Regions from separate parts of the Homo sapiens genome. Here all the other regions are linked to region 1. Evidence: read pairs that join two places in POLR2A ChIA-PET (ENCODE). Cell type or tissue: OCI-LY7. All regions are shown on one strand.

Region 1 (8,000 bases):
AGAGATTGTGACAGCTATTACTAGTTGCTAAGTTAGCTTCTTACTTCATTCACAGAACCTCAGTTTGGTTCAGGAAGCAATTTCCCAGTTAAAAATATTCATGTCCCTAGACTCTGTTGTAGCTATGGTGGCTGTGTGACCCAGTTCTGGCCAACGAGATATAAACAAAAGTCTACTGGATCGGAATTTGGGGAAAACTATTGTTTTCCCAATAAAAAGGATCCCACCATGGGCAGGTGCCTTTTTCTCTTTGATTCTTCTCTGTCCTCTGTCTTCAGCATGAAAATAAGGTGAAATGGTTGGATGAAGTACAGCCATCTTGGACCATTAAGACGCTAAGGGTGGCAGAGCTGGAAGGAAGAAAGAGGCTGCTTCCTAACCATAGCCTCTTTATTACATGAAAAACACCCCCTAGTTTGGTTAAGCCACTAAAGTAGGGTTTCTTTTATATCCAGCCAAATCCAATTATGGTACTTTAAAATTTTTAACTTAAAAATATGAATTAACTATAAGCATAGGTGGTACATGATTTTGCAGAAGACCTAAGTGTGAGACACGAGGAACGGGGATCTAAGAAACACAGGACTGTACTGTGAGCTCCTTGAGGACAGGGACCACGTCTGATTGTTGTTGTTACATCTTTTCATGAGCCCAGCACTGGAATATAGGAGGTGTCCAATTTGTATTTGTCAGATGGAACTCTGTGCCAACTTAAGCGAGGAGCCATATTTCAAAAGACCTTATCTCCCAGGCCGGAAAAATTATTTTTATAGGAACTTGGTCGGGACAGTCCTGAATTTAAGAGATTCCTTTTTCAACCAAATTCAAATTCCTCTTGAGGCTAGAGAAGGGTTCCATTTCCTCTTGACACATCCTTATTAAAGGAAGAGAATAACCATATGATCCCATTCAGAAAATTAAAATCTGGAACCCAGTGCAGATTCTGAGACAGGGTTGTTCCCTGATAGTACATCTGGACTCACAGTAAGGTTCTAGCCTTCCTGTGTGAGGGTTGTAGTGAAAGACCACCAGAAAGCAAATGCGCCATGCTTGCTTGTTTGGTGGCGGGGCTGAATTTGTGCTTATGCCCTGGTGTGTTGGAGCTGCCTTGAGGTGGTGAGAGTTGATTGTGTGTGTCTTTTACTACCTCCCGCTTCAGTGACTTCATGTTGTAGCTTGAAATGGGCCATGGTGGAAGTATTTACTCCCTGGAAATAAGCAAATGTTACAAATCAGAGTCCCCCCAACCCATCCTCCTCCCAAGAGCTGGTTATTAAACATCTACTAGTATACCACTGTGCTTATCTGTCCCTGTTTCCTCTCTCAGGTAGTCACTGTAATGCCAGTAATGATAGTGCCTTATATTTGGATAGTGGGTTCCAGTTTTTAAAGTGTCACCACATAAAGGATGTCATTTGACTCTCCCAGCAGCCCTAAGAGATAGACAAGGACTTTGTTATTCGCCTCATATATTAGTTTCCTATTGCGACTGTAACAAATTGCCACATTTTTAGTGGCTTAAATGGACACAAACATATATCATCTTAGAGTTCTGGGAATAAGTCTGAAATGGGTCTCAAGGGGCTAAAACCAAGGTACTGGCAGGGCTGTACTCCTTCTGGAGGCCCTAGGGAAGAATCAGTTCCTTGCCTTTTCCAGGTTACAGAGGCCACTGCATTCCTAAACTCATGTTTCCATCAACTTTCCATCCTCAAAGCCAGCAACAGCATCATTTTGACTTCTGTTTCCATCGTCACATCTCCTTCTCTGACTCTGACTCTTCTGTTCCCTCAAAAGGACCCTTGAGATTCCACTGGATCCACCTATATAATCCAGGATACGCTCCCCTCTTAAGGTCCTAAATCACATCTGCAAATCCCTTTTTGCCGTTTGAGGTCACATGGTTACAGATTCCAGGAATTAAGATGTAAACATGTTAGGGGGGAAAGGGTCATTATTCTGCTTACCATACCCCCTTTTATAGATGAGGAAGCCAGCTCTGTAAGATGATGGCTCTGGTTAAGTTCATGCAGCTGTCAGTGGCGAGGAGAGACTTGGCTTGAGGCCCATGCTTTTCCCACTGCAGTGTGCTGTGTCTGTAAATATTTTTCCAACAGCTGGCCCAGGGCAGGGGCACATTCTGGGGCAAAGGATATAGCATATTTAAGGATAGCTAGTATCTGGGAGACTGAACCTATGACTTTATGGGCCCTCCCAGGTCCATGCTTCTGCTAATGACACATCCTCCAATTTTCTTCCCAGAGTCCCTCAGATACCTCAGAGTGGGAATACAATTACCTAAAGTCTCTCAGAATTAGATTTTCTTTTCTTTTCTTTTGTTTTTTCAGACAGAGTCTTGCTCTGTCACCCAGGCTGTAGTGCAGTAGCATGATCTCGGCTCACTGCAACCTCTGCCTCCCGGGTTCAAGTGATTCTCTTGCCTAGGCCTCCCGAGTAGCTGAGACTACAGGTGTGCACCACCATGCCCAGTTAATTTTTATATTTTCAGTAGAGACGGAGTTTCACCATGTTGGCCAGGCCGATCTCAAACTCCTGACCTCAAGTGATGAGCCCGCCTCAGTCTCCCAAGTGCTAGAATTACAGGTGTGGGCTACTGCACCCAGCTCAGAGCTAGATTTTCTACGTATTGGTTGAGATATAACTAAGGGCTTACCAAGACACATGGACACATTTCCTTCCACCCACTCTTTAGCCACTCAGCAGTCCGACCCCTTTCTTTTCTGGGACTGAGCGTCCAACCTCACGACTCATCACACTTTCTATTCTGTCTCCCAGGTCATCACCACCTCCCTTCCTCAGATGAAATAATATGTAAATAAAGGAAACTATTAGGATGTCAGCACATCATAAGGACGTCTGTGACACTCAGTGACACTCAAACTGATTAGATTCAAATCGGAAGAAGGATTAGAGCCCTCCCCCACTCCTACTAGTGCTCTATGCCAAGAGAAGGCAGCAGCTTAAAAGATGCTGAATTAGGAAGCTTGTGTCCTTGTTCACATACTCTTCTCCCAATTCATGGCCTGACTTTGGGCAATCACTTCTTGTGAGCCTTCATTCCCGTATCAGGGTTGACACAAGAAGCAGTTCACTCCTTGAAATGCTATAGTATAATGTAAAAGTGCTGGATCTAGCATCAGACTTCCTGAGTTCACAATCCTGGTTCCACCAGTTATTAGATGGGCAAAGTTGGATAAAACACTTCTCTATGTCTCATTCTTCTTATAAATAAAATGGGGATGCTAATAATATCACCATTTTACAGACTTATTGTAATGATTGAATGACTTAATGCAGGCAATGTACTTTAGCATAGTGCCTGGCATGTCATAAGCCCTTAATAAATGTTAGTTATAGTTGTTGCAGGTTAGTGATTTTTAAAGTGTGGTCCCTGAACCAGCAGCATCAGCTTCATGTGGAAATTTACTAAAAATGCAGATTCAAAAGCCCATTTCAGACTTTCTGAACCAGGAACTCTCAGGATGATTGAATTGAGTTTCTCAGGCCATTGAATCCTTACAAAAAAAGTCTGTAACATGGTGACATTATTAGCATCTCCATTTTGTTTATAAGAAAAATGAGACTGAGACAAGTGTTTTATTCTACTTCACCCATCTAATAATTGGTGGAACCAGGGTTGTGAACTCAGGCTGGGGCCTAGCTATCTGTGTTTTAACAAACCCTTTAGAGAATTCTGATGCTACATGCTAAAGTTTGGGAACCACTCATGTAGATGCTTCTAAAATCTCTTCCAGTTCTGGAATTCTATTATTTCATGCAAGGTTATACATTTATGCAAGGCCCCCAAAATTATTATTATTCATGCATGTTGTTCCACAAACATTTATTACATCTCCCTTCATATTGAGATCTGGGGCTAAAAAGCAAAGTAAGACATAGCCTGTGACCTCAAGTAGTTTATAGTCTATCTCATTACCCTTAATTTATAAGTTTTAAAATATCTTATTTGTAAATTTTTCTGCATTGATTCATGGCTACTATTTACTATATAAAAACAGTATTCTTCTTTAAAAAAAATCTGGTGGTTACAGTTAGAGTAAGATATTAGCTAAGTGACCTTGAAACTCAGTTTCTTCATTTTTAGAATGAGACTAGTAATACCTCATTCACTAATTTGTTGTGAAAATTAATATAATTAAATGGGATGACATGCATGAAATGACAGTTTGTTATAAATGTCTAAAAATGGTCAGCTGGGTCTCTATTTGAACCTAGTCATAATTAAGTATTGTTGATTAGTATTGATTTGGCTTTATAGTGTATGTTGTTGATAGTCAAAAAAAAGAAAAAGGTTCAATTCATTATATGTTGAAATCTAGCTCCTCAGTGCTATAAAGAGCATACATCACTTTCACTTTCTCTTTTTCAGAACTCAGGTGTTGAAGACCCTCTTTGTAGTTCAGAAATAAATCAGAGAAATAGCTGGTGTGTATCCAAAAGGCCACATTAGAGCTAGGAATCAAAGAAAAGTTTAGACCAGCTACAGTCTCCTCAGCTATTTATGGTATAACTTTGAAATTCCCTCGGAAACTTCCCTTTTGATTCTGTCTCAGAAGATGTTATCTGATTAACTAGGCAGTCTACAGATTGCAGAAGAGTTTCAACTCTCTTTGTTTAAAATCAAGGACCTGCCCCTGAGTGTGAACTGGAAATAGAGCCCTTAAAGTCACCCAAATTCAGTTCAACAAATGCCACGTTGCTGAAAGACCATGATGGACTGCTTTTGAAGTTAGTGGTTTCTTCAACCAACAGGGCTCACTCTGAGTTTGGAAACTTTCTACGCATCAGGAGAAGAATAGCAACAATCCTATTCATTGACATGAAGCATTCTGCCTGCTTTTCCTTTATCCACCCAAACTAAAGAGAGTGTTTCGTGAAACTTCTTGGGGTGAGATTTTTAATGTGTGCCAAGATCTTGCTGCTCTGTTAAGTCCTGGCCAAGGAGGAAACAGCTGCTGAAAAGGCTAATGCGTCACCTTGAGTCTTACCTACAGATAGGAGCATGCCTTCTATTTATTGAATCACACTCTTTAGGTACTAGCCCTTCACTACTGCTCCTGACCTTTCGCCAATCTCCACTTGTTCAAATCTAAGTGGCACCTCACTTGTCAATGAATCCATGTAAGCCCTGGAGTTTTAACAAAACAATAGTCCCAGATTCTAAGGTGTAAGACAGTAAATTAAGATAATGTTTTGAGGGCTTCGATGTTGAAAATCTAGATCTTGATAAGTGCTGGAAGAGACACGGTCGAAGATGGCTTTTGTCTACTTGGGTAGCTAATTTGTTTACAGGGATGTTCTGTAGGGATCTGGAATTTAGCATCTTCAGACCTCAAACCATCATCATCTTAATTCACTGAGTGCCTGCTGGTGTGTGTGTGTCAGGCCCTGCGCGAGGAGTGTTTCTTACTTGACCTCATTTCAATCCTCACAACTCTGCAAGGTTGATTTTATCAATCCTATTTTATAGGGGAACGATATCAAACCTCAGCCTGGTCACATAACTTAGCTAAAAATTAATGGCTAGTTCAACAAAAATGAGATTGGTCTTCAGGCCCATCTGACTCCAGAACCCATATCTTTCCTAATTTATTTAGTGGAACAAAAACAAATCCATGTGCTCACAACAGAACACTGGGTATTAATTGCTCCCTCTTTTGTACCCCACAAGACCTTTCTTCCATCTGATGGGTCATCAGACCTTATAATGGCACCTTTTAAATGGATTTCTTTCTGCCTTCTTCTCCGTCTGCATCTCTAGCCCTCTCATTACAATCAAATAAATAAAATTTCCTCCTATCATTTTCTGCACTCCAGTTTTCATGGCCCTCCAATTCATCCTTCATGCTCCTCTTGGAGTCATCTTCCTAAGACTCAAACCTGGTATCTGTATTTAGATTTAGATGTTACAAGCAATGGAAGTAAAGTATGGCAAGTACTAATCTCAGAAGATAGCTAGGTACTATGGGCACTCAATGAAAGGCTCCTAAATGGTTAGGAGCAAGGTTTGGGGAGTAGGAGGTAGGAAAGGCATCCTGAGGGAAATAATAATTGAGCTGATACATGAGGGTTAAAAAAGGATTATACAAGTATAGTGTGGCAAGGACTGGGCTATCAAGATGGGAAAATATATGCCTGAAGACTGGGGGCAAGAAGGGATTTAAAGAGAAAAGGGAACTGAGAATAGAGATCAGAGAAAAAGAAGGAAAAACAAGGTGTTGCAGAAGCCAAGGGATGAGACTGTATGAGAAGGCAAGAGTGGACCACAGTGTCAATGTTGCCAAGAGGTCAAATAAGATGAGAGCAAAGAGTGTCCATTGGATTCAACAGTGGAGAAATCACTAATGACTGCACTAAAAGCCCTTTGAGTCAGTGATGTGAACAAAGGCTAGGTCACAGTGTTGAGAGAAGCAAATGGACTCTGAGGCACTGGAGACTGGAACTGTAGACAAATCATGGAAATTTAAAACATATCATTATTTTTTCAGATTCAGGGGGTCCATGTGCAGGTTTGTTATGGATAGATTGCATAATGCTGAGATTTAGGCTTCCATTGATTTGTCACCAAATAATGAACATAATATTCAATGGGTAGTTTTTCAAATCTTACCCCACTCCCTCCTTCCCCACTCTAGTAGTCCCCAGTGTCTCTTGTTCCCATCTTTGTGTCTGTGTGGACTCAATGTTTAGGTTCCACTTATAAGTGAGAAGAGGTGACATCTGGTTTTCTGAATTAATTCACTTAGGATAATGGCCCCCAGCTGCATCCATGTTGCTGCAAAGGACATGATTTCATTCTTTTTTTTTTTATGACTGTGTAATATTTCGTGGTGTTGGAATTTTCTTTCTCCAATCCACCATATTTTCTTTATCTAATCCATCACTGATGAGAACCTGGGTTGATTCTATGTCTTTGCTATTCTGAATAGTGCTGTGATAAAGATGCGAGCACAGGTATCTTTTTAAAACACTGTATCTTTACACTATTTGCTCATTCTGGACCATTTTCCTCCTTTCTTGCTTCTTTCACTATCTTGCCTACACCCTTCACACCCAATTTCTCTTTCTAGTGAAATCCTAGCCATTCTTTGAGACCAAATAAAATACCATCATATCCTAAGCTTTCCTGCATTCCTGGTGGTTAGAATGTACTGTTCCGTACTTGCCACATAAATCTTTGCTGAATTAGCAAACTGTTCCCATTTGACTGATTGCATGACATCTTATTTCTGTGCCTGTTATAGCACTTTCTTCTTGCTACCTTTTAATCTTTTTAGTTGTACAGACCTGTCTGCCTGACTACACAACTTGATGACAATGAACTAGCTACATATTAGTCATTTTTAAACATCTCATAGTTTCCAACTAAGTGCATTGGGCACTGTTGTGAATCAAATTGAATTTAACTGACTACTCTTGGTCTTGCATGGATTTAAGCACATTACATAATCTTTGTCCTTAGAGACAATGATTGTTAATCGTATCTATAATGGAAATGGAAAATCTTAGGATTTGCTAGTCATTTTTAACTTATCTAAGTATTTCCACTATGATTCACATGCTTTCCATATTCTAAATTCTATAAATCATTATCAGATTGGTTAATTCAATATATGTGAATGAATACTCTGCAAATCAACTCTGTGATCCAAGTGAAACAACTCAACTTTTAAGCTCAGAGTCCTCAAGTAGCAACTCATTAATGAAGCTGAGTTATCTATTCACGCACTGCTCTCTTTTCAAAGAACACTAGGCAATTGTTAAACCAAGCCAAACTAGAAAAAGTAACATTGAACTTTTGGGTTTCTAGGGACTACAACCAAAGGAATAAGTCATATTCTTAAATTCTAAACACCCAATGATCATTTGGAAAAGGCTGATTTAAAGAGGGCAACAACAATAGTTATAATGATGGATAAACTATTATGTTGTGGGTGGATTTCCAAAACCTTTAAAAA
Region 2 (8,000 bases), 210 kb after region 1:
TATATAAGCTCTTCCAAAGAAACTGTCAAATATATTGCGACTATTGAGAAACAATGTTCTACAAACAACTGGTCTCCCTGCTTCTTCCCTTACCTCCCCTCAGTATGTTCTCAGCACAGCAGCTAGATTGATTGTTGTTAAAATAGAACACACATCATGTCATTCTACTCAACTCCAATCTTCCCAAGTGATTCCAATCTATACTATAACAATCATAAAGCTAAGTACTTTGAAGAAAAATAAAACAGGATCAGAGACTGGAGAGTGATGGGAGGTGCCATTTCAGACAGTCATAAGAGAAGGCCTCTCTGAATAGGTGACATTGGAGTCTAAATCCAGTGAGGGACTAAGACTTGCAGCTATGTTAGGAGCCAAGGGAAAGGCAAGATTTGAGTAAGTAGTCAGTAAATACGGCTACCTCAACAGCCCATTATCATTATAGAAATGTACTCCTGTACATTATATAAGTGAATAGATATGAAGGACACAGAGCTATGGCTAAGTGTCTAGGAAATGAAAATAACTTAGACACTTAGCCATAGTACTGAATCCTTCATATCTATTCACCAAAAATTCCATTAAATGAAAACTTTCTATGTAGCAGATGCTGTTGACCCTCATCTCCCTTAGAGTAAATGCTCAAGTATTTTCAATGGCCTAACAGTCCTACCCACTCTTCCCTGCCTCCAACCTGCTCTCTCCCCTCCCCAGCTTCATCTCTGACCCTGTTTCCTATCATTCTCTCCCTCTGTCATTCAACTCAGACATACTGGCCTCCTTGGTGTTCTTAGAATACTCCAGTCATACTCCAACTTGAGAACTGGCATACTTGCATTTTCATTTGCCCAGTGTGCCCATCACCCACATGTCTTTTGTGACTCACTCTTTTGACTTTTCATTGTCTTCACTCAATGTTGTTTTTGCCTAAGTCCTTTTCTGGCTAGCCTTTCTAAAATTGCAGCCCTACCCATCGCACCCTTCGTAAATTCCTTACCCACTTTCCCTGCCTTTTTTTCACCTTAGAAGTTAACACCATCAGCATGCTATACTCGTATCTAATTTTCTTGTCTCCCCATGAGGGCTGAGAATTTTGTCTGTTTTGCTCCTGCTGCATTGCCAGCCACTAGGACAGTGCCAGGCAACATGATATGCACTCTAGAACCACTTGTTGAATGAATAAATAAATGTTTGACAAATTTACTCAATAAAATGATCAGTTTTTCAACAGTACTTAGCATTCCAGTGGGTCACCAGAACCAAAGAAACTGAAAGCAAATTTTTTCCAGAAAAAAGTATTCCAAGTGACATGAGAGTTAACCCTAGGCTTAGTCTAGGACAGAGCAAATGCACTGTGCATTTCCTATATCAGAGATAGCCAGGATCCAGGGAGGTTTCAGGGTTCAGACATTAAGCCAGCCAAATATTCTAAGGGGGACCAAGATAAGAACAAAGTCTTTGTACTGAGTGGTGCCCAGGTGAAGGGCTGTGTAAGTCTTACTAGGAAGAAATTGCCTCTATGAGACTTCTTAGAGGATAGACATTGTTATTGTGTTGGCCCCCAATAGAGTCATTTAAAAACTTCCATCGTCGGGGGTTCATACCTGCTCTTTTCTCTTCTTCCTCATGCTTTACAATTAGCATTCTCTCAACTCTGCCTTCTCAGGAAACTTGCTGCCCTTCTTGTAGAAGGGTGGACGGGACCTGTTCATATTTACTGGAATGTGAATGGAGTAGACCCTGGTAACCCCATTGCTTCACCACAACCAGATGGGAAATTGGTCTCACCCACCCACTGGGGGAATCCTTCGAGAATCTTCATTCTTTTGTTACCATCCTGCGGCACATCTGACACTCCGTGGTGTTCAATAAATGCTGGCTCAAGAGCTAATGATCTATTATTAATGACTTGGGTCAACATAGAGCCTTTACTCCAGAGTTCTTTGCAAGACTGTGGGCATTGTACCTTGTTGGTAATTAGATTATGCCCTAGGGATCTCTGTTTGAAAGGAGGCCTGTCTCAAATGTCATGTTTCAGAATCCTAATTATAAAAATCCATAATTGACTGCCTCCTTAAGAACAACGAGAATGATGGCTTGTGTGCCCCAAGAAGGATGTGCAAGAGGAACACAAACAAGGAAGTGTTGCTGTAGAGAAATGAGATTTTTAAATGTCCTGGGAAAACTTGGTGCTATGGTGCACTGGAGTAAACCCTGCAAATATAAAAACCAAACTGGGAACAAGGCTCATCAATGCTTATGCAAATACTCTCAGGGAAAGCACTCTAAATCTAATACTGGGTCCCCCGAGATGTCGGGGAAGTTTGAAGATAATCACTTGCGACACTCAGGCTTTTCTTGAGACCCAGTTTTAAACAACTGACCTTAGTTCTGAGCTGGATGGATGCCAAAATTGAGTGTCTGCTCAGTTGGAGCCAAATCCTCTCCTAGCTGTCTCTCAAGTCAGTTGGCAATATTTGCTTTGAGTTCTTTTTCCCACTTATGCAGAATTAATTTTGAAGTCTTTCCTCCTTTGGGCTGGAAGTGTTGAGGAAAGCAATGTGTGGTGTTTAGGTCCCAGGTGACACCTTTTTGTTCATGTGTCCGCTTTGTTTTCCGCTTCCTTTGAAGGCCTGTCCACTTTATATAGTGAAGAAGTTTACATTAGGGTGCGCCTCAATTCCACAAGCATCTGTAGACTAATCGCCATCGGTTGAGTCCTCTGTTAAATGTTGAGGTTGTTGAGGCTAGGGGAGAAAGTGTAGAGCTTACAGAGGGAGTGTGTGATGGAGGAAAGAATACAGGCTCTGGAGTGAAACTCTGGCTTCTAATCCTGGCCTCACTACAGATCAGCAGTGAGAACTTGGGCAAGTTATATATGCACAGTAAGCCTCTGTTTCCCCAATTAGAAAACTGGGGTAATAGTTCCAAATCTGAGAGAATTATACTTGTAAACAGATTCAAAATCATACATATTTCTATGATTGCATAAAATAGTAAACAGCCTCAAATGCAACACGTAAGAATAAAGTAAGTTATCATTTTTTTCAATGTATTGTTAGTCCTTAATCTCTAGAAGCCTGACAGTTGAGACAGGAAAATAAACCTCATATGCATGAAAAAAGTAGAGAATAGCAGAGGAAAAATGACTGGATTCAATAATAGAAGGAAAGAAGGCACAAGTTTCAGCATACATGTGTAAGGTAATAAGTGCTGTGAGCAATAAGAAATCACATCACAATTTCTGCCTAGAGAGTTTTTTCCCATCATCTATCATCCAAGCCTCAGTGCTTATATAATTAGAAAATGCAGGGTGTTTTGTTCTCTCTTCCATGAGCATGTCTAATTTAAATTCCGTTGCATTCCAGATCACATGAAATCAACATATAAATGAAAAGCCGTCTGCATTTCTGAAATGAGATGGAACTTTTGACTTTTCTACTTGAAGAAACAGTATCACTGTCACTCTGCTAAAAACTATTTTTTTCTCCTCTCACTAACTATAAAATCAAAAAGGCAGGGAAAATCATGTCCCAAGTTTGATTGAGGGATAGCTCTGATTTGTTACTAAAATTGCTATCAGTAGTTAAAATAATGTACATGTATGTATATATGAGTAATATGTATAGGTAATAATGTACATGTATCTATACATAGGTAACATACATATATAACAGTAATATGTGTTTGTAATGGTAACGTATATAAGTAATAATGTATATGTAATAGTAATATGTATATGTGTGCATATGTAATAGTATGATTATGCAGCAACCATCATCAATGACCAATCTATTTAAACTCCACACTATAACTTTCTGCACGTGTGATGTCTCTTAAGGTCAATGACCCTCTAAATGTAAAAATAGCATGTGTGAGGCCCCACCTATGGTTGTTCAGAGCTCCAGGAAACAGGTGGCATGTGAGTGAAATCAAGATATTTAAGGTACCAGTTGTCCTCCATAAAGTGAACATTTTTAGTTTTCTGACTTGAAGATGTGGATATTTTCAACCTTTTAATTCTAGGCTGCCTTACTCTCGTCTCCATGGTGCAGCACACACCCCGTGAATAAGCCCTGTTTCATCCAAGAAAAACAACCTTTGACCATCCACCTCCTCATATCTCACCTGGGGAAAACCAGTTGGCCTATCTTTGACTGACTTCAACACATCAAAATGTGCACAATGGTCATTTTACTGAAAGTCCTAAAATGTTCATTAAAAAACCAATTCAAACTTAATAATACTACCCTAACTGAGGTAGACTCTTAAAACCAGTTTCTGGTCAATGAGATACCTGTGTCAAATGGTTGTGTAATCAAATTCTTTCCATATCCTGCAAACATAGCTTGATGAGTTTAATTAACGATCATTTTGAATTCTTTTATGCAGACAGGTTTTTTTTCCTAAAGCATTTATGATGCCAGGATTTTTATTTTATTTTATTTTATTTTAGACAGGGTCTTGCTCTATTGTGCAAACAGTGGCGTGATCACAGCTCCTTGAGGCCTCAACCTTCCAGGCTCGAGTGATCCTCCTGCCTCAGCCTCCCAAGTAGCTGGGCCTACAGGCATGCACCACCATGCCTGGCTAATTTTTTCTATTTTTTTTGCAGAGACTGGGTTTTGTCGTGTTGCCTAGGCTGATCTCAAACTCCTGGGCTCAAGCTATCCACCCACTTCGGCCTCCAAAGGTGCTGGGCTTACAGTCATGAGCCACCGCACCTGGCCCAATGCCAGGATTTTAAACAGAAATTTTCCCTTCCAGGCAGCTTTGACAAATCATACATTTTTTTTTCCTTCTAAGATGAGCTTATGTTGGCTGTGATCTCAATCGCACTGATACAGTGCTCCTTTTTAAGGACACAGATTAATTGGAGGTGGGGAAAAGTGTTGGTGTTTAAAGGAAAAACATTTTCTTTTTATATAATTATTGAGTAATTTGGAAGGCATTGTAGAAATCATCCATGTCTTTGTAAAATCCGGGGGCTAGATTGAATTTCCTTTCTGTTTCCTCCAGCTTTAGTGTTCTATGAATCTATCATCCACTCAACTTTGAACTCCTGCTGAACAGTCACCAGGTCTTACTCGTCTTCATACTTCCAAAGGCCCTTACAAGGCCTGGCACGCAGTAGGGCCTCATTACTTGTTTGTTAATGAATGTATAAATCATCCCATATGCTTTGTATGCTTCATTTCAATTCTTTCTGAGTATAGCAAGAATCATATGTTGCCATTCATGGCTCACAATTCTGTTCTTCAGCATCACAAAATCATACTGGTAAAATTTTCCTATTTCATGTTTTATGCTGTAGCTATAGGGTACAAACGCATACTATTTATCATGCTGATGATTTTGTTGAGGTGGATCCGTTTAGTCATTCATTTAATAAATATTTACAGAACACCTACTGGGTAGTTGTATTGCAATGCTGAACTGGACAAAGTTCCCTATAACAAGGAACTTGTCTAATAAAGAAGACAGACAAGTAAACATAAAATAGTATGAGTGTTATAAAGGATAAGTACGACAAGCTGTGGGAACAGAAGAGTAGCTCACCTGGTCTGAGGAATTCAGGAAATGTTTCCCAAAGGAAGTAGTAGATTCAAACCTTAAGGTTAAGAGTGAGGTGGGTGAAACTGGGCAGAGGGCCAGACAGCGTAAAGGGCAGTGAGAATTTCAGATCCCAGAGTGGATGTTTATTTAGAAGGCAATAAAGGACCTGTGGGAGAGGCCAAGCGGGGGACGAAATTTGTGTTTTAGAAAGACCTTTCTAACTGCAGTTAGAAAGTAGAAAGGGGCAGGACCAGAGGCCAGGAGAAGTCTAAGAAGACGTTTAGAGTGGCAGTGAAGATAAAGGCACTGGCAGCAGACATGAAAAGAATTAGATGAATTCTGGATATATTGAGGAAGAAAGTGAATGGATGTATATGGTGGTGAAATGATGCAGGAAAGAAGATGTAAATTCTGATATCTGCTTTGAGAAATTGAGTGGATGGTTGTGTCATCTAGTAGGATAAGAAACACCTTCTAAAGCATTAGCACTTTGGGAAGGAAGGAAAGCAATGATAAATTCTGTAGGGTTGCTACATGATATCCAAGATGAGCTGTCTAACAATGCTAGGGTCTGAATGTTTGTGTTCCTCAAAATTCATATGTTGAAGCCTAATTCCCTATTTGAAGGTGAGGCCTTTCAAAGATAATTAGGTCATGAAGGGAGAGCCCTCATTAATGAGACTGGTGTCCCTATAAGAAGAAACAGATGCCAGCCATGGTGGCTCACATTGTAATCCCAGCACTTTGGAAGGCTAAGATGCAAGGATCATATAAGGCCGGGAGTTTGTGATCAGCCTGGCAATATAGGGAGACCTCATCTCTACAAATAACAATTTCAAAAAATTAGCCAGGTGTGGTGGCACATGGCCATGTCCCAGCCACTTGGGAAGCTGAAGCAAGAGGATCATCCGAGCCTGAGAGATCAAGGCTGCCGTGAGCCATGATTACACCACTGTACTCTAACCTGGGCAACAGAGCAAGACCCTGTCTCAAAAAAAAAAAAAAAAAAAAAAAAAAAAAGAGACAAGACAGATGATCTCTGTCTCATGTGAGGATACACCAGGAAGGTGATCATCTGCAAGCCAGGAGACAGGTCCTAACAGCACCAAATAGACTGTCACAGTGATCTTGGACTTCTCAGTATCCAGGACTGTGAGAAATAAATTTAAATTGTTTAAGCCACCTATTCTATGGCATTTTTATTATAGTAACCCAAACTAACTAAGACGAATAGTTATTTGATTATATAAATCTGTATCTCAGGAAAGAGTTTTGCATTGAAATTATATAATTGACAGTCATCAACATATAGATAGATACTGAAACTATTAAAATGAATGTGCTGAGGGAAAGAAGGTGGCAGGAAAATACTAAGAAATGCCAATCTTTAAGAGACATTCAAATACTTTGCTTACTAATTAATATCACCTGCTCAGTCTCCATTCCTAAGGACCATATACACTCTAGGTCATAGGGATTGACTATGGTTCGAATGTGACCCCCAAGTTCACCTGTTGGTAACTTGATCCCCAGTGTAGAGATGTTGAGAGGGGAGATCTTTAAGAGGTGATTAGGTCATGAGGCTCTACCCTCATGAATTTTTTAATGCCATTATCATGAGAGTGGGTTTGTTATCACAGCAGTGGCTTCCTTATGAAATGAGTTTGACCCCTTTCTCTATCTCTTGCCATCGCTTTGCCCTCTGCCATGAAATGACATAGCAAGAAGACCCTTGCCAAATTCTGGCCCCTAAGTCTTGGACTTCATAGCCTCCAGAACTGGGAGCCAATAAATTTTTGTTCATTATAAATTGTCCAGTCTGTGGTATTTGGTTACAGCAGGAAAAAACAGATGAGGATGGAATCTAACAAGGCGCTTTCTATGGTGATCCTACCTAGGAGCTCTGTGGAGAGACAGAGCAAGGCCTATGTCACTTAAGAATGTCTTACATACATTCTCAATTACTCAGTTAAAATGATTTACAAATTTTGCTTTGTCATATGGGTGTAGAGAAGAGGAAGAGAGTTAATTATTAAACATGTGAATGCCTAAGACATGTTCCTAAGCTTCCTCAAGAATACTTTTTTAGATTACATTGAGCACAACAGACAGGAGGTCCATGAAACTCCATCTAGGATAAAGATGCCTTGTATTTGTTACTAAGCTGTTATTAAGGGGACCCAGCACAATGCTTTGCTTTCACCATCTCCTCAAATCATACACACACACAACTTAATCAAGAGGGAGGAGCAGGTGGAAGAGATGGCAGCCATGATGGTATCAGCAAGAGCAATAGCTGCCAAGAAAAAATTTTTAAAAAGCACTTAAATTCCTGATAACAAACTGAAATCAAGAGCCTTTGGCATAATACTTGAGTCATATTTGTATGATGTCTCAGCAGGTCATAAATGCTGCTTTCAGAATTATTTCTGTAAATAGGGTTAGTC
Region 3 (8,000 bases), 260 kb after region 1:
CTTAGCAGGTACAAAAGATGACTGACTCTCTTGAGATGTCTTTTAATTTAATTGTGGCTGTATTCAACCACAACACTTAGAATAAGTTTATACAACATCTTCTTGATGATGCACAATGCTAGCTGCCTTTTTGTTGCCTTTGGAAACACTGCAATGCATTCATTGGAATGACAGTAGGCAGAAGTATTTTCTCTTTACCACACTTGTTTCAAGAAATTGAGGCTTTATTGCTCTGAAAACCTCTAAATTCTATGCAAAACTGTGAAATGTTTCTGAACCAGTAATACAGGAGAACAGATTGTTAAAGGATCTACTTCCATTTCTATTTATTTAAAAGTTTATAGGATTGGGTTAATGGAACTCAGATGAGTTTATTCATTACTCTGTCACTTGGTTTATCACTCAGCTAAGACCTACTAGCTGCTATAAGTTTTTGATCAATATACAGCTTTAGATCATTTTTAGTTATATATTGTTAAATTTATACTCATCATGGGTTGTTTGTTAAAAACCTAGAAACTGGAGAAACACTAATGGCAAAGAACAAGATATCAGTGAGAACCATTAATATGATACTTCTCTAAGCTGATTTCAGACTGATCCTCTCTATATCCATAAGATGCAGTTACCAAAGCGAACTCTTAAAAAACAGATCCAAAGGTATTGATTGATTCAAAAATCAAAGTTAAACATAGAACTATCATAAGGATTATGGCCACCATGGCTATTCATACATTAGACACCTCTACTTACACAATGTGTCATTTGCAGGGAGGTGCTTACAACTTCTGCGATCACATCATTAATAAACAAAACACAAATTAAAACAGAACAGTTGATTTTCCCTTAGTGGAAAATGTAAAATTCCAAAAACCAATTTATGAAATCATTTATTAATTTTTTATTCTATAACAGTTAAATTTTATCTACATTTTCTCCTTAAATGCTTCTGAAAAATAAGCATGATATAGCTTCTAAAATTTGTTGATAAGCTTTCTTTCATAAATAAAGTAATCTAATAATGTATCTCTCATTAAATGAGAAAAGAGCAAAAATGTGTTTATATGTGATGACCACAGTTAAGGTATACATAAGAGTTTTCTAATACAATATTAAATACTATGCCAACTTAAAATAAAACATTTTAACTTAAAACATCTTCTTTAGTATTTCATTTTTATTTTATCTACAGAGCTGTGGTTAACGGGTCTCAGATGTACCTCTTTATTATTCTGTCACTGGTTTACTCTGTCTCTGTCCCTCAGCCGAGACCAACTTTTATTACATTGTGTCTGAGTAAAGCAAAAAACTACATGCTAGTGTCAGAGAAATGATAACTTCTGTGTAACTGCCTTAGTGTGTGTAACATTTAAGGCAAAGACACCTACAGGTTTTATGAACCCTGATTCAAAAAGGGTTACTTCGCACACTTACAGGTACTTACTATGTGTCAGACATTGTCCTAAGACTTAAAAAAAAATCAATATATTTGAATCTCAAAAGAATCCTATAAGATATGAGGTCATGTTATAAATGAGGAAACCAAGGCACAGAGAGGTCAAGTAACTTGACCAAGGTCACAGAGGCAATAAATGGCATAAGTGCCACAGAAAGTGGCAATAAGTCACTCCTCATGATTACAGTATTCTACTGTATAGCTCTGCTAACCAAATCCAGTGCTCAAACCCCCTCCCAAGACATTTTAATATGTCTCCCTATGTCACCAGTGTCTCATGCTTCAAAAATAATTTTATTTTCCCTCTATTTCATTAACATTCTTTAGTGCATTTATTTCAGTTATTAGGAAAAAAAAGAAATCTAATTTAAACTAATTCATACCAAGAGGCATTAAATTGTGGATAGATTCTGGCTTGACATAGTCATTGCACAGGTTTTCAACTTGAAAGGAGAACAATTGCTATTTTAAAGGAATGAATCTCAATTGTAGTGGTTTTCAAAATTCAAGACAGTCAACTTTCAGAGTCCAGCAGGAGGCTTATCCCCAAAATCCAGCCTCAAATACACAAAGTTCTGCTTTTCTATGTGATGGCTGTGCATAAAATTTCATTTGGGAAAATAAAAGGGACTCTGCTGCCTCAAATAACAGTAAATTGAACCACTCCTCTAATCCACTAGTCCAGTGAACTTTCTGGCTCTTCTTTCCCTCACCTCCATCAGACACATTTCATGCGCTCCCCCGACCCCCACCCTTGATAAAGAAGCACTTAGAGGCTCACAGAACAGCGCAGAATATCTCTGCGTTCAAAGAACTTCAGGAGGGATCCAGAAAGTACTTTTGAGTAGATGCATTGAGCCTCTCAGTAATGTGAAAGCAGGCTGCAGAGATCACCATCCCAGCAACAGGATTATTCTGTTTGATATCTGTTGCCAACAGCCACATTTCCCAGCATCTTGGATGCAAAAGGGGGTTTACTGACAAAGCAAAGCTTTTACATTGGGCCTTACAGGCACAGGAAAATCACCAGCTACCTCAATGCACAGTCCCACGGTAGCATTCCTCCGGTCACTCTTAGAAAAGGCCCAAGTCATCTGGGCGCCTGGACTCACCCGCCCCAAGCAGGTGGCCCTTCTCCTGGTTCCCCTAGTTCTTCCTGGTAAATGGCAGAAATTGTATCTGACGCAATGTGCGCAACTTTGTCCTTTGCTGGATTCAGGTTTCTGGTCATGGGTCAGATCACTCAGTGCCTGAAGCAATTTCTTCCTCCACACCCAATGAATGCTTCAGGGAATCATGCAGGGATAGGTAGATTTCTTTAGGTACATATTTGTATTAATGAGAGCAGCTGGGAGCTGTCTTCCTGGTTCTAGTCAATGATTAACTTTTGAAGGCAGCCTCTTTGTGTGTGTGTGGTGTGTGTGTGTGAGAGAAAGGACTTGTTTTAAGTGTTCCCACACAAAGTTATACATCTGTTTTTCTAATCAATGAATGACCTAACTACAAAGAGTTGAAGCTACCATTGAGCCAATAGTAAAGAATAAAATCCTACCGGCTGGGCGCAGTGGCTCACGCCTGTAATCCCAGCACTTTGGGAGGCCGAGGCAGGTGGATCATCTGAGGTCAGGAGTTCGAGACCAGCCTGACCAACATGGTGAAACCCCCATCTCTACTAAAAATACAAAATTAGCCGGGCATGGTGATGCACACCTATAGTCCCAGCTACTGGGGAGGCTGAGGCAGGGGAATCCCTTGAACCCAGGAGGCGGAGTTTGCAGTGAGCTGAGATTGTGCCACTGCACTCCAGCCTGGGCATCAAGAGCGAAACTGTGTCTCAAACAAACAAACAAACAAACAAACAAAAAGAAAAAAATCCTACCCTCCCAGAAATCTCTTATTGCCATAGAAATCACCAGATGTTTACCAGGATGCTGCACTGTGGTCACCTAGGGGCTGAATACACTGTTTTCTACCTATTCCTTCAGCCTCTGGGAATCCACAGGCCAATTCAATGACATATGCTCAGAGGGGTCAATGATACAATTGCAGTTAGAGCCGTATTCACAATACATTTCTCAGAGAGAAAGCCTCAGTTCATTTCTACTCATTTCTTACTGAGAATTTTCACTTTATACTTCTATGAGAGAGACATTAGTATACATGTTGGCCTGTGGTAAGGCATATTTAGCTGTATATTTAATAAAGGTTCCAAATGTGTTTGGTGATTATTAAACACATGTGCTCAGCAGCATTGCTGCTCTCTTAAATTTCAGTTCCTCATTTCATCTGACTGCTCAGACTCTGCTATTTGAGAGACAATCTCCAACTTTTTTTTTTTTTTTTTTTATGATGGAGTCTTGCTCTGTCACCCAGGCTGGAGTGCAGTGGCGCGATCTCAGTTCACTGAAAGCTCTGACTCCTGGGTTCACACCATTCTCCCGCCTCAGCCTCCCGAGTAGCTGGGACTACAGGCACCTGCCACCACGCCCGGCTGATTTTGTTTTTGTATTTTTAGTAGAGACGGGGTTTCACTGTGTTAGCCAGGATGGTCTCGATCTCCTGACCTTGTGATCCGCCTGCCTCAGCCTCCCAAAATGCTGGGATTACAGGCGTGAGCCACCATGTCTAGCCAACTATTAACCCAAACTCTGCATAAATCAATTCAGTATCTTCCCCAGACAAAACAGTACTTTCTCTGGATTCCCCATTTCTGTCCACATTTCTTTAAATAAATCCTTTTTCTAGGCTCTCAGAATTGCATTATATTTCATTTACTTCTAAAATATTTTCAGTGTAACAGGTTTGATTTTACAAGACTATCCTAGACAACTGTTCCCCTTTTGGCATCATGCCTGCATCCTTGCAAGTGTCAATGGTGGAACTGGGCTTCCTGGCTTCAGGAGTTCAGTCCAAGTGATTAGCCTTATATAAGTGATGGGTAATTGAACGTAAGAATTTATTGCAAAAGTCAGCCTTGTGTGTATCTATTAGTTAATTAGTCACACTAAACTATGAGTGAAAAAGTAGCAAATCAGGGCAAAATGCAGATAAAGAAAAAAATCCAAGTAACAGTAGAGATTATTTTTTAACTGATAAATGATAACAATAAAATAAAACTGAATTTCAGTAATTATCAATTACTGATTCACCTAACTATGATCTTCCTCAAGTGAACCAAATAGAAAACACACTTACTTCAACAAGTAGCAATTGATGAGGTTACTAAACCCTGGTCTGTGGACTACCTGTATCAGAATCATTGGCGATCTTTCTATTTTAGTTTACTTGATTTTGTTTTGCCCTATATTATTTAAAAAATTTCTCAGTTATGAATAACCAAAACATGTGCAAGTTACTGAAGAATGATCAGAGATTCAAAGTTGCTGGCTTTAAGGATAGAGAAAGGGATCGTGAGCCAAAACTCAGTGAACTATATTGAGAGTAAAAATTGAAAAAGAGTTTGGGAAGAATATTGTATCTTTTTTATGCCAATAAATGCTCATAAAGTTTCAAGTAATATGAGGATGAAAAATTGAGATTATATTCTCTGTAACTTGACTTTTTTGTAGAAGTACTAGAAATACTGACATCTGTTGCACTAAAGAAAGTAATGTTTATCAACTATATTTAAATTTTAGTTATCTCTTTCTAATTAAACAATTAATCTTTCTTTCTCTTTTTTTTTTTGAGATGGAGTTTCACTCTTGTTGCCCAGGCAGGAGTGCAATGGTGCGATCTCAGCTCACTGCAAGCTCCGCCTCCTCCGCCTCCTAGGTTCAAGTGATTCTCATGCCTTAGCCTCCCAAGTAGCTGGGATTACAGGCATGCACCACCATACCTGCCTAATTTTTGTATTTTTATTGGGGATGGGGTTTCACAATGTTGGTCAGGCTGGTCTCAAACTCCTGACCTCAGGTGATCCACCCGCCTCAGCCTCTCAAAGTGCTGGGATTAAGGGCGTGAGCCACCGCGCCTGGCCAACAATTAGTCTTTCAAGAAAAAAATCATATTTGGGAATTATTTCTATTGTGTGATGATGTTAAAGGAGAGATGCCAATTCCACCATTTCTACATTTCTTGGGGGAAGAAATTGTTCAAAATCATTATAATAATATCCATGTGAAATTATCTTCATTAAGCCACAGTAAATAAATAAATAAATAATAGAAAATGAAAAAATAAGAAACGAGTGAGAAACACAATATTCTCTTTAATCAAACAACAAAAGACTTTAAAAGAATGCTCTGAGGAGACAATTCCATATATTTTTAAATCTATGGAGACATTGCCCTGGTCGATTTCCTTTGGAAAAGGAGGGAAGCTTAAAAACTTCAATATTACAGGAAAAGATCAATATTACATCAGCACCCTATCCTGACAAGGCCAGTCTAAAAAAGTATCTTGCTAATTCTCTAACTTCTGTCACCACGTGCATATATTTAGCATTGCAAAATATGCATAAAATGACCAAGAAGCAGGCAAGAGTGCTAAGAAATTATTTTTTTCTGCTCTACAATGTCAAACTTAAAAATTCAAATTCTAAAATTTTATTTTATTTTATTTATTTTTCTGAGAAGTGGTCACACTGTCACTCAGGCTGGACTACAATGGCGAGATCATGGCTCACTGCAGCCTCAACTTCCCAGGCTCAAGTGATCTTCCCATCTCAGCCTCTGGAGTAGCTAAGACTACAGGTACACACCACCATGCCCAGCTAATTTTCATACTTTTTGTAGGACAGGATCTTGCCATGTTGCCCAGGCTGATCTCAAACTCCTGGGCTCAAGCAATCCACCTGCCTTGGCCTCCCACAGTGCTGGAATTACAGGCATTAGCCACTGTGTCCAGTCCTAAAATTTTAAATAACTAAATTGAAACAATTTTTAATGAAAAATTCAGATTTATTCTTGTATGCCAGAATTTCAATCTATGACAATCCAGGTCTGACCATGAGTTCTGATGAATATTGGTTGTAATACTCTACCTGTTGGAATTTAGCCAAAATGTGTGTTTGATATGCTTTTAATGCTTAGCCAGGCTTGGGAACCACTCATTTACTGAATATTTACATGTGCCAAATCCTGGGTAATCTGGCAATAGAAAGACAAACATCTGCACAAAGTTACCCAAGATAATTTATTAACTCCATTACCTGGCCTAGAGCTTGTTTTTGATATTGACTCACCCTTTCTTGCAAGGGCAAGGCCTTTTTGTAATTGTAAACATTTAAACCAGTTTATTTTTCGAAGATGAGTAATAAGGATGAGGAGGATGTTTAGCACAATTGCATATTAAAATATTAGGAAACAGTGAAATACAAACACAGGAATAGATAGATCAGAGTCCAGAAATTGATCAATTATATGAATTAAATGTGTGATAAAGGCAGAATTTCAAATCCATAGGAGTAATATGGATTACTATTCTCAAACATTATGAATAGCTAGTCATTGAAGGGAAAACAAAAACAAACCTGAATTCCAATCTTACTCCATGCACACTCAAATAAAATCCATACATGTTACAACTGTAAATGTAAAAAATAAAATTACAATATGACTAGAAGTTTTACAGTTAGTGAAAATTCAGCAAGCTATACACTTAAGACTTATACTTGTGTGATTATACATTATCAGTAAAAAGTTTTAATTTTGATAAAATAATAGGTTATTTTTTAATTTTGGAGGAGAAAAGGCTTTTCAACTTTAATGAAAACTCAAAAAAAAAACCAGAAAAATTGGTAAGTTTAAATTACATGCACGTTTAAACTTTCTAAATGACATAAAAACACCATAAAACATTAAAAAAAACATCAAATTGGGAAAACATACTAGCAAAACTTTTGACAGACTATATCAGGCAGGGTGTAACCAGGAAATGAGAGATCACTCTAAACTCCTGAAACAAAGATAATCTAATAAAGGAATTGTTCTCAGAGGTGATGGAAGAGAAAAGAAGCAAAAAAGGGGTTGATAAGCCCTTTAGAAGTTATCAACAGCAGGTAGCCTCTTTGCCCCTAAACTGGAAGGAAAAAAGGAGGATGTAGTGTTCCCAGTGCCCAGAGCCCTGCTGGAGCCAAAACCAGACAGCCCTCTCTGATGGCAGCAGAAGCCATAGGGAATATGCAGTGGATGTTAGAGATGCTGCTTGAAGTAGAGGATGGGGTGGAGTGCAAACGTCCCAGCTCTTTCCTCCCTCTTGACTTCTGTATTAGTTTCCTAATTGCTGCTATAACAAATTACTACATACTAGCTGACTTGGAGCAACACAGATTTATTTTTTTACAGTTCTAGAGATCAGAAATCTGAAATGCCTCTCACTGGGATAAAAACAAGATGTCAGAACTGCATTTCTTTCCAAGGCTTTAGGGAAGAATCTATTTTCCTTGGCTTTTCCAGTTTCTTGAGGCTACCTTTCCTAGCTCCTCTTTCCTCTATTTTCAAAGGCAGCAATGGCCAGTCAAATCCTTCTCATGCTATCACCTTTTAAGTTCCCTTGTGATTACATCGGTACTACCTGGAAAACCTAGGGTAATCTCATTTTA

The links. Peaks named below come from ENCODE experiments on the same cell type or tissue, not always from the same donor. Only the 100,000 strongest peaks of a DNase experiment are listed, where the experiment ranks them.
Region 2: POLR2A ChIA-PET joins it to region 1 with 5 read pairs; 1 of 35 experiments calls an interaction of 5 or more read pairs at or near these places.
Region 3: POLR2A ChIA-PET joins it to region 1 with 6 read pairs; 1 of 35 experiments calls an interaction of 5 or more read pairs at or near these places.

The regions. Positions count from the first base shown.
Region 1 is chr6:47,193,435-47,201,434 of GRCh38, forward strand. No RefSeq gene overlaps it. Among named protein-coding and RNA genes, the nearest start is that of TNFRSF21, 110 kb to the right of the region's middle. In OCI-LY7, no CTCF peak of the experiment used is centred here; DNase peaks (open chromatin) are centred at 4,427 and 4,687; H3K4me3 peaks cover 917 bases; H3K27ac peaks cover 961 bases.
Region 2 is chr6:47,399,909-47,407,908 of GRCh38, forward strand. No RefSeq gene overlaps it. Among named protein-coding and RNA genes, the nearest start is that of CD2AP, 74 kb to the right of the region's middle. In OCI-LY7, no CTCF peak of the experiment used is centred here; a DNase peak (open chromatin) is centred at 3,893; H3K4me3 peaks cover 558 bases; H3K27ac peaks cover 1,007 bases.
Region 3 is chr6:47,457,685-47,465,684 of GRCh38, forward strand. No RefSeq gene overlaps it. Among named protein-coding and RNA genes, the nearest start is that of CD2AP, 16 kb to the right of the region's middle. In OCI-LY7, no CTCF peak of the experiment used is centred here; a DNase peak (open chromatin) is centred at 3,727; H3K4me3 peaks cover 975 bases; H3K27ac peaks cover 1,629 bases.